Linked DNA regions of Homo sapiens: region 2 is linked to region 1. A link is an interaction called in ENCODE POLR2A ChIA-PET data of the cell type or tissue named here. Cell type or tissue: Panc1. All regions are shown on one strand. Links, peaks and the distances in the headings refer to the core of each region. The heading gives the core; the rest is flanking DNA.

What was found. ChIA-PET counts read pairs that join two places held together with the same protein. Peaks named below come from ENCODE experiments on the same cell type or tissue, not always from the same donor. Only the 100,000 strongest peaks of a DNase experiment are listed, where the experiment ranks them.
Region 2: POLR2A ChIA-PET joins it to region 1 with 6 read pairs; 2 of 35 experiments call an interaction of 5 or more read pairs at or near these places.

What each region holds. Positions count from the first base shown.
Region 1 is chr6:16,388,680-16,393,071 of GRCh38, forward strand. The region is part of intron 6 of ATXN1 (ataxin 1); the gene reads right to left. Among named protein-coding and RNA genes, the nearest start is that of GMPR, 150 kb to the left of the region's middle. In Panc1, for the core only: no CTCF peak of the experiment used is centred there; no DNase peak of the experiment used is centred there.
Region 2 is chr6:16,716,731-16,721,122 of GRCh38, forward strand. All of the region lies in intron 2 of ATXN1 (ataxin 1), which reads right to left. Among named protein-coding and RNA genes, the nearest start is that of ATXN1-AS1, 42 kb to the right of the region's middle. In Panc1, for the core only: no CTCF peak of the experiment used is centred there; no DNase peak of the experiment used is centred there; H3K27ac peaks cover 4,000 bases.

The DNA.
Region 1 (4,392 bases), core at 319-4,318:
GGAGGTCATGAGTGCTAACCACAGCCCAGCTAGTGGAATGCTATGTGACCTTTAGTGACTTGTTTTAACATTCTCATGCCTCTGCTCATGGGTTACTGAACTTTTCTAATCCAAGGGTCTCTGCATCCTACAGTCTGTAAAGCTAATTCATAGGCTTGCTGCAAAGATAAATACTGCTTTAGATTCAAGTAAGCTCTGGATATGACTGTAAGAAATATATAATTATCATTATTTAAAAAAAATAGAACAAGAGACTTTCTATTTTACTTTGTTTATACTGCCCTCCTGACCAATGCTGTCTTCATTTACTTAATTACCATCCATCATCCTTGTCTTTTCCTGAGCACTATGTGCCTAAATTAAAAAGATGATAGTGGCCCGGCGTGGTGGCTCACGCCTGTAATCCCAGCACTTTGGGAGGCCAAGGCGGGCAGATCACGAGGTGAGGAGTTCGAGAGACCAGCCTGACCAACATGGTGAAACCTCGTCTGTACTAAAAGTACAAAAATTAGCCGGGCGTGGTGGCACGCGCCTGTCATCTCAGCTACTCGGGAGGCTGAGGCAGGAGAATCGCTTGAACCCGGGAGGCGGAGGTTGTAGTGAGTGGAGATGGCGCCACTGCACTCCAGCCTGAGTGACAGAGCGAGACTCCATCTCCAAAAAAAAAGAAAAAAAAAAAAGGAAAGAAAAAGATGATAGCATCCCTTGGTAGCAAATATACACGGAAAATTTCCATGTGGTTTATGCAGTTCTAAAAGAAAGCGACAGATATTGCATTTACTGTAGACCCACTTCCCAATTTCATTTGACTTCCTTTTGCCTTGAGAGTCCTTAATTTTCTTGTCTTCTTTAGGCTGTAAGACTACTGAATGAATGAAGGGGAGGCAGCAGTAGTCTTGGTTTCTGAACTTATCGACAATCCTTTCACTACAAGAACTACGCAGCAGATAAAAAGCGAGCATGTGACACACCTTCTGCTCATTTTCCTTCTGGAGGAAAAGAAAACATAGAAGCAAAATTGAAAAGGGTTAATGGAAAGCACTAACTAAACATTCAGGTGTACCCTGACTCACATAGGCACTGCAATCGTTCTATTTCAAATAAGTGGGACCAGCCCACAGGGCTCACAGGTTCATTGCACACAACTAAATGCTTAACCTGTTCCTTCCAACAGCAGGTGTCATGTGCAATGACATGACTAGCCCAGGATCAGTATTAAGAGTCCTGTGTACGTTCACCTTTTGTAAATCCTCTCACTGACTCACTGCACCAAGCTATGTTCTTGCTATTCATTTCCCAAAATTAGATTTCCTTACTGCAAGAAATACATACAGATTATTAATAGGCCTACTCCTTATTTTAAATATAAGGATAGTGAAGCTTGTTCAAGGTGACATAAAAAGTATCTGTAATGTCTGGCTAACACGAGCTTCCCAGGCTTTAAGTTAGCAGCTGGTCCCAAACTACAGACTCAAGTCCACCCTACTGCTACTAGTACTCTAACTGTGAGATCCTTGACCCATAGCTCTGTACTTGTTTTACTTCCCAAGAACTTCTGGCAATGGTAATTCTCACCTCTGAATGCTGATGTTTTTTCATTGCCATGTTTTCAGTATCTGTTGTCCTATCACCTTCCTGGCTAATCTTTATTACCCTCCATGCCCTGCATCTTGGGCCCCACTGAGAGCTTTGCTGGGAGTATGCATGCAAGCATCTTTCTCTCATACACTGCACTGCCTTTGGGATGCCTGAGTTCATACTATTTCCATAACTGCCCATCCCTGAAATAGATGAACAGTGGCCTTCTCTCTAGTTTAGAACTTGGGTTGTTAGACTCCTTGGGTCTATCTTAGCTTCTCTCCCTGTTTTCAGTTTGGATTTTCTACCTCCATTTGGCTTATCTATCTCTAGCGTCATATCTCCCTGATGATCCGTGGTAGTGGCGTTAATCCATTTACGAAAAACAAGACAACATAGATTCAAGGAGTCAAATAAACACATCACACACACACACACACACACACACACGCATGCACACAAGCAATGAAGATGGAACAGCAGAGAGTACACCAGACAAGAAGCCGTAAGTGTCGGTTCTAGTTCCAATTCCTCTCCACTGCAGCATCTCAGATGTAAACTGGCGTCAGTAACAGGTCCTGTCATCCACCTCCCAGGAAAATTGTCAAAGATAATAGTTATGGCCAGGCGTGGTGGCTCACGCCTGTAATCCCACCACTTTGGGAGGCCGAGGCAGGTGAACCATCTGAGGTTGGGAGTTTGAGATCAGCCTGGACAACATGGATAAACCCCATCTCTACTAAAAATATAAAAAATTAGCTGGGCGTAGGAGCACACGTCTGTAATCCCAGCTAATCAGGAGGCTGAGGCAGGAGAATCACATGAACCTGGGAGGCGGAGGTTGCAGTGAGCCGAGATTGCGTCACTGCACTCCAGCCTGGGTGACACAGCAAGACTCCATCTCAAAAAAAAAAAAAAAAAAAAAAAGTTATGAAGGTCTTCTGAAAACAAGAAAACACTATTCAGATGAAAACTATTATATTTATAGATTACTATTTTTTTTTAAAAAAAAGAAGCTCTTCTTTGAATTACCTATAATGCAACAGCAGCACCATCAAAATTGTGCACAATTCAATCAGAGGTTCTCAAACATGGCTGCCCATCAGAATCACCATTGTGCCTTTTAGGAAACACAGATTCTCAGACATTTGCAGTCTCTAATGGCCCTGGATTTTCTGGGCCAGTGCACAGGTAATGGTATTTTTTAAAAACATTTCCCCCAAGGGATTCTGATCAGTTAGGTTTGGGATCCACTTTCTAAAAATAACATGTTTCTCTGTGACGGAGGAAATTTAAGTATAACTATGATTCATGAATTTGTTATCTGTTTTTTTCTTCAGAGGATATCAGTTTAAGTGTTGGTTTTTAAACTGTAACTCTGAAGGCAAACAACTGGCAAGAGAGAGTTTTCAGGAAGAATGCTGGCTCTGGAAGGCAGCGGAAGGTTCTGGAAAAGCAATGTGTCCTATGAACTAGACTTTTCACCTGTAAGCATGGCAGGAAGAGGCTGTGCAAGGTGGTGGATGACTACAGGGCTTTGTTGTGGACTCCAGGCCTCTAATCCCTTTCAGTCTTTTTATTTCTCTGCCCTCAAAGCCCAGCAGCCTGGAGGGGAGAAGGCAGTGCCCTTGACTGCAGCCTGATGTTTCCTCCTGGCTTCTGGTGGCCTACGGTCTCCTTTACTGTAGGTTTCTGGAGCAAAAATCCAGCAGTCAGGTTACCAGGATCAGTGACAACTATGCAATAATTAGGGGCAGGCACCAGGAGGCAGAGAAACAGAGCTGGGTGGCAGAAACTCTATGATACCCCAAAGGAAACATCAACTCTTCTCAGAGGTGGTCAAGAACATGCCAGAAGCTTTGCCTGCCTGGTTGGCAGCAGAAATGGCACTAGCCAGTGATCACTCGTAACCTTGCTGCCTTCTTTACAGATGGCTGCTGTCAGGCTGTTTAATTTGGAGGAAATTCCAATGTCATCAGCAGAGACATGGCATTGGGGAGGGCTGCCAAGCACAAAGACAGAACTTGGCTTCCCCAGCTGATACCCATGGATACAGAAACAGGCTAGTCTTAACAATCTTTTAGACCTGACCTTAGTAGCAAACTGGATAACTGCCAGTCATAAAAGTGTTTCTAAAGTGGCCTGATTTTCTCCCCTCCTGTTAGGATCCTGGATGCTTGTAATGCTATTTATCAATGGTTATTTTGTGCTTACTGATGTGCAGACATTTTTTCCAACCCATTCTTTTTTTTTTTTGAGATGGAGTTTTGCTCTATAGCCCAGGTTGGAGTGAAGCGGTGTAATCTTGGCTCCCTGCAACCTCCGCCTTCTAGGTTCAAGCGATTCTCCTGCCTCAGCCTCCTGAGTAGCTGGGATTACAGGCGCCCGCCACCACACCTGGCTAATTTTTGTATTTTTAGTAGAGACAGGGTTTCATCATGTTAGGCAGGCTGGTCTCGAACTCCTGACCTCAGGTGATCCACCCGCTTTGGCCTCCCAAAGTGCTAGGACTAGAGGCATGAGCCATCGCACACGACCTCAACCATTCTTTATCTCTAAACTCACAAGACAGTGGTTCTCAAAGTGAGTCACCCAGGGAAAGCGGCATCATGATCACCTGTAAACTTGTTACAAATGCAAATTCTTGGGCTTTCCAGCAATCTGTGTTTGAACAAGTCCTCCAGGCAATGCCCATGCACTTGAAATTTGACAGTAACTCTCATAAGAGGTCACATGGCTCCCCTTAATGTAAACACACCAAAATGAAGTAAGAACCATTTTCTTTTAAGAAGTTTCAAGACCTTCAGACATTTT
Region 2 (4,392 bases), core at 241-4,240, 330 kb after region 1:
AAAAACTGCTATAGACATTAGACAAATTATTGGATGTAGCTATGTGCTAATAAAACTTTATTTACAAGAACAGGCTGGATTTGGCCCATGGACCATAGTTTGCCTACTCCTGGTCTGGATGAATGCCTCCTTGTTGCCATTCAGTTCACAGAGCTTGATATGAAGATACAGTTCACGAGATGTCCATCCCAAAGCCTCTATCCATTCCAAAGGGACTTATAAGAAGGACAATAAAGATTACCATTCCCCAACCAAGAACTTGACAACGGGGAAGAGATTGCCTAGTTAGCGGTTTATAGTAAGAACAAAATTTAGTGGATGAGAACATGGACATACAAAGCCAACTGAAGAAAGATAATTACTACCATCACCACTACCCCTGCCCCAGCCAGCACCTGATGAAATATAGTCATGAATTTAAGAAAAGACTGTGTCCTCAAAAGGGCGCCAGGGCTGGCTTAGCCAGGAAAGTACAGAGTCACTAAAGTCTATGTAGGCAATGCCAAGGTTGTTGGGGAGAATACAGTGTCTTCACAGGCAAGGCCACCCTAGTGAGATGACTGTAGGGAGTAGCAGGCAATGACTGACATGTTCCTGGTCCCACTAGAAAAGCCACCCTTCTCCTGAGATGAACAGAGAGGCAGGCTATGTTTGCTTGGTGCCACTTAACAGTCAACTCATCCCACTCCCTTGTTCCGATTCCCTGCTCACCAAGCAAACACCTGACTCCATATGGATCTTCCTTAGAGAGCATGTGCACTGTGACTGCTGCTGATACCTGCAGCCAGAGAGCAGCAATTTCTCAAGGCACATCAATAAAGTAGCTTCCAGTTAGGATTTACATTCCCATGCAGCTTAACACAGAGAGAGAATGTGCTCATCATGTGGGCCTTGAGAGTATGTTAGTAATGGTTTCCACTGCGGATTAACATTCTGGCATAACGATCTCGTGGGTCTGAGGATATGCTGGCATCATGGTCTCAACTCAGGCTCATCTGTGGCATAGCTCTCTGAATCAGCATGGCAAGCCCTGGACACAGACCAGAAGCCATCTCTAGTCTCCAAAAGCAGGGGCAGAAGGCGGCGATCGTATGCAGATCCAGCCAGCCCTCGCTGACAGCATGGCTTACACGCCACTTCTGGCTCTACTCACTTTCAACTGATTTTCACAGAGCTGTTTAGGATGATGAAGCCAAAGAACCTGGTGCTTCAGGACAAAGTTTCTGTTTGCTTCCCTATACATGTATAGAATGGAAACTGGCACAAGATTTAATTAAGTGATGTAAAAACCAGAGGAAAGTAAATAAGAGCAACAGCCAAATATCCACAGTACCAATTAGTGACTGGCAGAGTTGCCACACAACAAGGTGCAATGAACAGTTTATGTGTTTCTTTAAAAAATCTAAATCATAGTGAAGGGTCAATGATGCCCAGAAAATGCCAGCTCTTTTGCCCTATTAAGCAGAAAACAAAGGCTCAGTGTATAGAAGTTAGAAAACTTTTAGCCACAAAAATATGACAGTGAATTATGCCTCTTAATAATATGCATGGGGCAAAATGAAAGAGCATTCCAGAAAGAAGGTCAGTGCCTGTTTTGCCTAAATCTTGCCAGGATATGCAAGGCCAAATGCCCCCAAACCAAGGAAGGAAAACAAAACTAACTGCAACGGAGCAAGAATGCAAAGCACCTCCTTTCCTGTTAACTGTGACATAATTCATTTTTCTCCTTCTGTTCCAGAACTTCTAACCTATAGGTCATGCTTATACCCACAGAAGAACCAAGGGAGTAAGGAAGCTGCTGGTTTCCAAAGAAAATGCTTACTTCCCATTTGCAAAGCGTTTCGCTGGAAATGCTGTGTTGAGTTACACCATCCAACTAGGAATTAAATATATTATGCTCTTTGGTAAATTATCAAAATGTAAACCAACAGCTACAGTGGAGACCATCTGAACTGCCAAGAGTTTTAACACTGTGATTTTAGTGAGAAAGAACATTTCCCCTGCTGTTTAGTTTTCAGCTAAGTTCAGCCTAGCTGTTTAGTTTTCAGCTAGCTTCATACAAAGCTGTGCATTGTACGCACAGATGTGTGCACACAATGTATACATGAAGACAACCACACACTTTTGTTCATAGGTTTTTACTGGGAATTTTCACATAGGATTCATTAAGTGAAGGTATGTAGCATGATAAAACTGTCATTTCCTAAGTTTTTCTACCCACCATAATTTGGGAAGTGGCTTTGTTTCTCTGACTACTAGACTTCCTGGGGACTCTGTCTTTATTTCCCGGGGACTCTGTCTTTATTTCCCATAACATTTGCAGAGTGCCATGCACACAATGAGCACTTAATAAACATTTGTTGAATGATTCATCTCCACAATATCAACGCAATTAAGAGAAATCTGGCCTTTCACGTGAATTTATGATACAAGCAAAATAAGCACAACAAATTTTAAAGCTCTTTAGTCCTCTGTCTTCTTATATAGAAAACTATTCAGTATTTCTACATCAAAAATTCTCCAGGGAAGGATAAACATACATTTTTTTATACATTCCCCCAAAGCACAGGAAGAAAGAGCAACTTTATTTCATTTGTGCAAATTGATAGATCACCTTTTGAATTCATGCTAAACAGCTAAATGTCGCAAGCAGCATGCTGTCAAAAACTGTCAAGTGAAATAATTATTGATTGGTGCATTAAAATTAAAAACGAATGTAGATTAATAAATGAAGATGGCTTTAAGAAAAAGCATGTCATCTACAACTAGAAAAACCCGACAGCGAATCTGCCAGTCAGGGCTATAGGGCTTAGAATGAAAGATTAAAGAGGAAACAAGAATAAGAAGATAAAAATTAACCACACAATGGCCTTTGTGACAACCCATGACAGCTGAGATAGGCTCTCCGGATGGTCACATCCCACCTGTCCTTCCTTTTCCAGCCCCTGACATAAATGTCATGGATTTCCCGGGTGGGTCCTAAATCCAATGACCACTGTTCTTCTAAGAGACAGGAGAGGACCTGGTACAGACACAGAGGAGAAGGCCATGTGAAAACAGAGGCAGAGACTGGAGTGACGCTGCCACAAGCCAAGGAACGCCTGGAACCACCAGAGGATGACAGCGGCAAGGAAAGGTTCTCCCAACAGAGCTTCGGGAGGGAGTGTGGCCCGGCTGACACCTGATTTCAGACGTCTGCCCTCCAGAACTTTGAGAGAACAAATTCCTGTTGTTTTAACCCACCAAGTTTCTGGTAATTTATTAGAGCAGCCCTGGAAAACTAACAGAGTTTCCCATCACATTTAGCGTAAAATCCAAGCTCCTGCAGCCTCTAGATCAATTCAAAGGCTCCTTCTGGCCTCAGAGCCTTCACCTGGCCATTCTCTTCCTTTACAGTGCTCATCCTCAGATTCTCATCTCACCCTTCACCACTCCCATCTTCCAGGGCTGGCTCCTATACCTTACTGCAGTCTCTGTACAAAAGCCCATCCCCTAAGACTTTCCCTGACTCCACCAAACAAAAGAATCCCCTTCGCCCCTGCCATCACTCTTTCTCCTAACATATCCTACTCTATTTTGGGGGGTCTGCAAATAGAGTCTACTTATGCAATTTACTTGTGGTTGTCTCCACTATGAGAACATAAGCTCTCTGAGGGCAGGGACTTAGACAACCTTGTTTGTTCTCTGTTACGTCCTCAGTGCATACAACCATGTCTGGTGCAGAAAAGACATTCAATAAATACTTGGTTGTATAAGAATGAATAAATTATTTTTCTGTGCTTTCACTCAATTATAAAAGCCTGACTTGATTAGCACCATCAAGACATATGAGCTTAAGACATTCTCTGCATTGCAAGTCAAGAATGCTTACTATTATTTTTGAAAATATCTGAGGGTTTACAACCTCTCTCCAATGCTCTTCTATTAAAACTCAGTTGATCCAAACATGGCTTTTTTGCTTTTATTATTTGGGTCGAGCTAAAGCATGGTATAAAGGAGAGGCCTAAATCCTTTTCCTACCAGCTATGTGAGCCTGAGTAAGTAATTACCCTCTTTGAGCCTGTAGAAAAGAATGATAAAACATGCTGTGTCTATATCCACAGGGCTGCTATGAGAACCCATTGAGGTAACCCATCCAGCAAAATATTTCTTTAGATGCTGTTCAGGCCAGATACTGTGCTAGCAGTGACACAGTTAGAACCCAGGCAAGAAATGTCTGTCCTTATCAAGCATACCTCTAGGCACATTTTGCAAACTGTCAAGACTTGTGCAGATGTAATGGAATCTGAGATTTGTGCTTGACACACCCAGAGGATAACCAGCTCCCCCGTTCCAAATTATTCCTGCTCTGCATACCTATTAATACAAATGCAAACCAGAAGATGGTTCCCT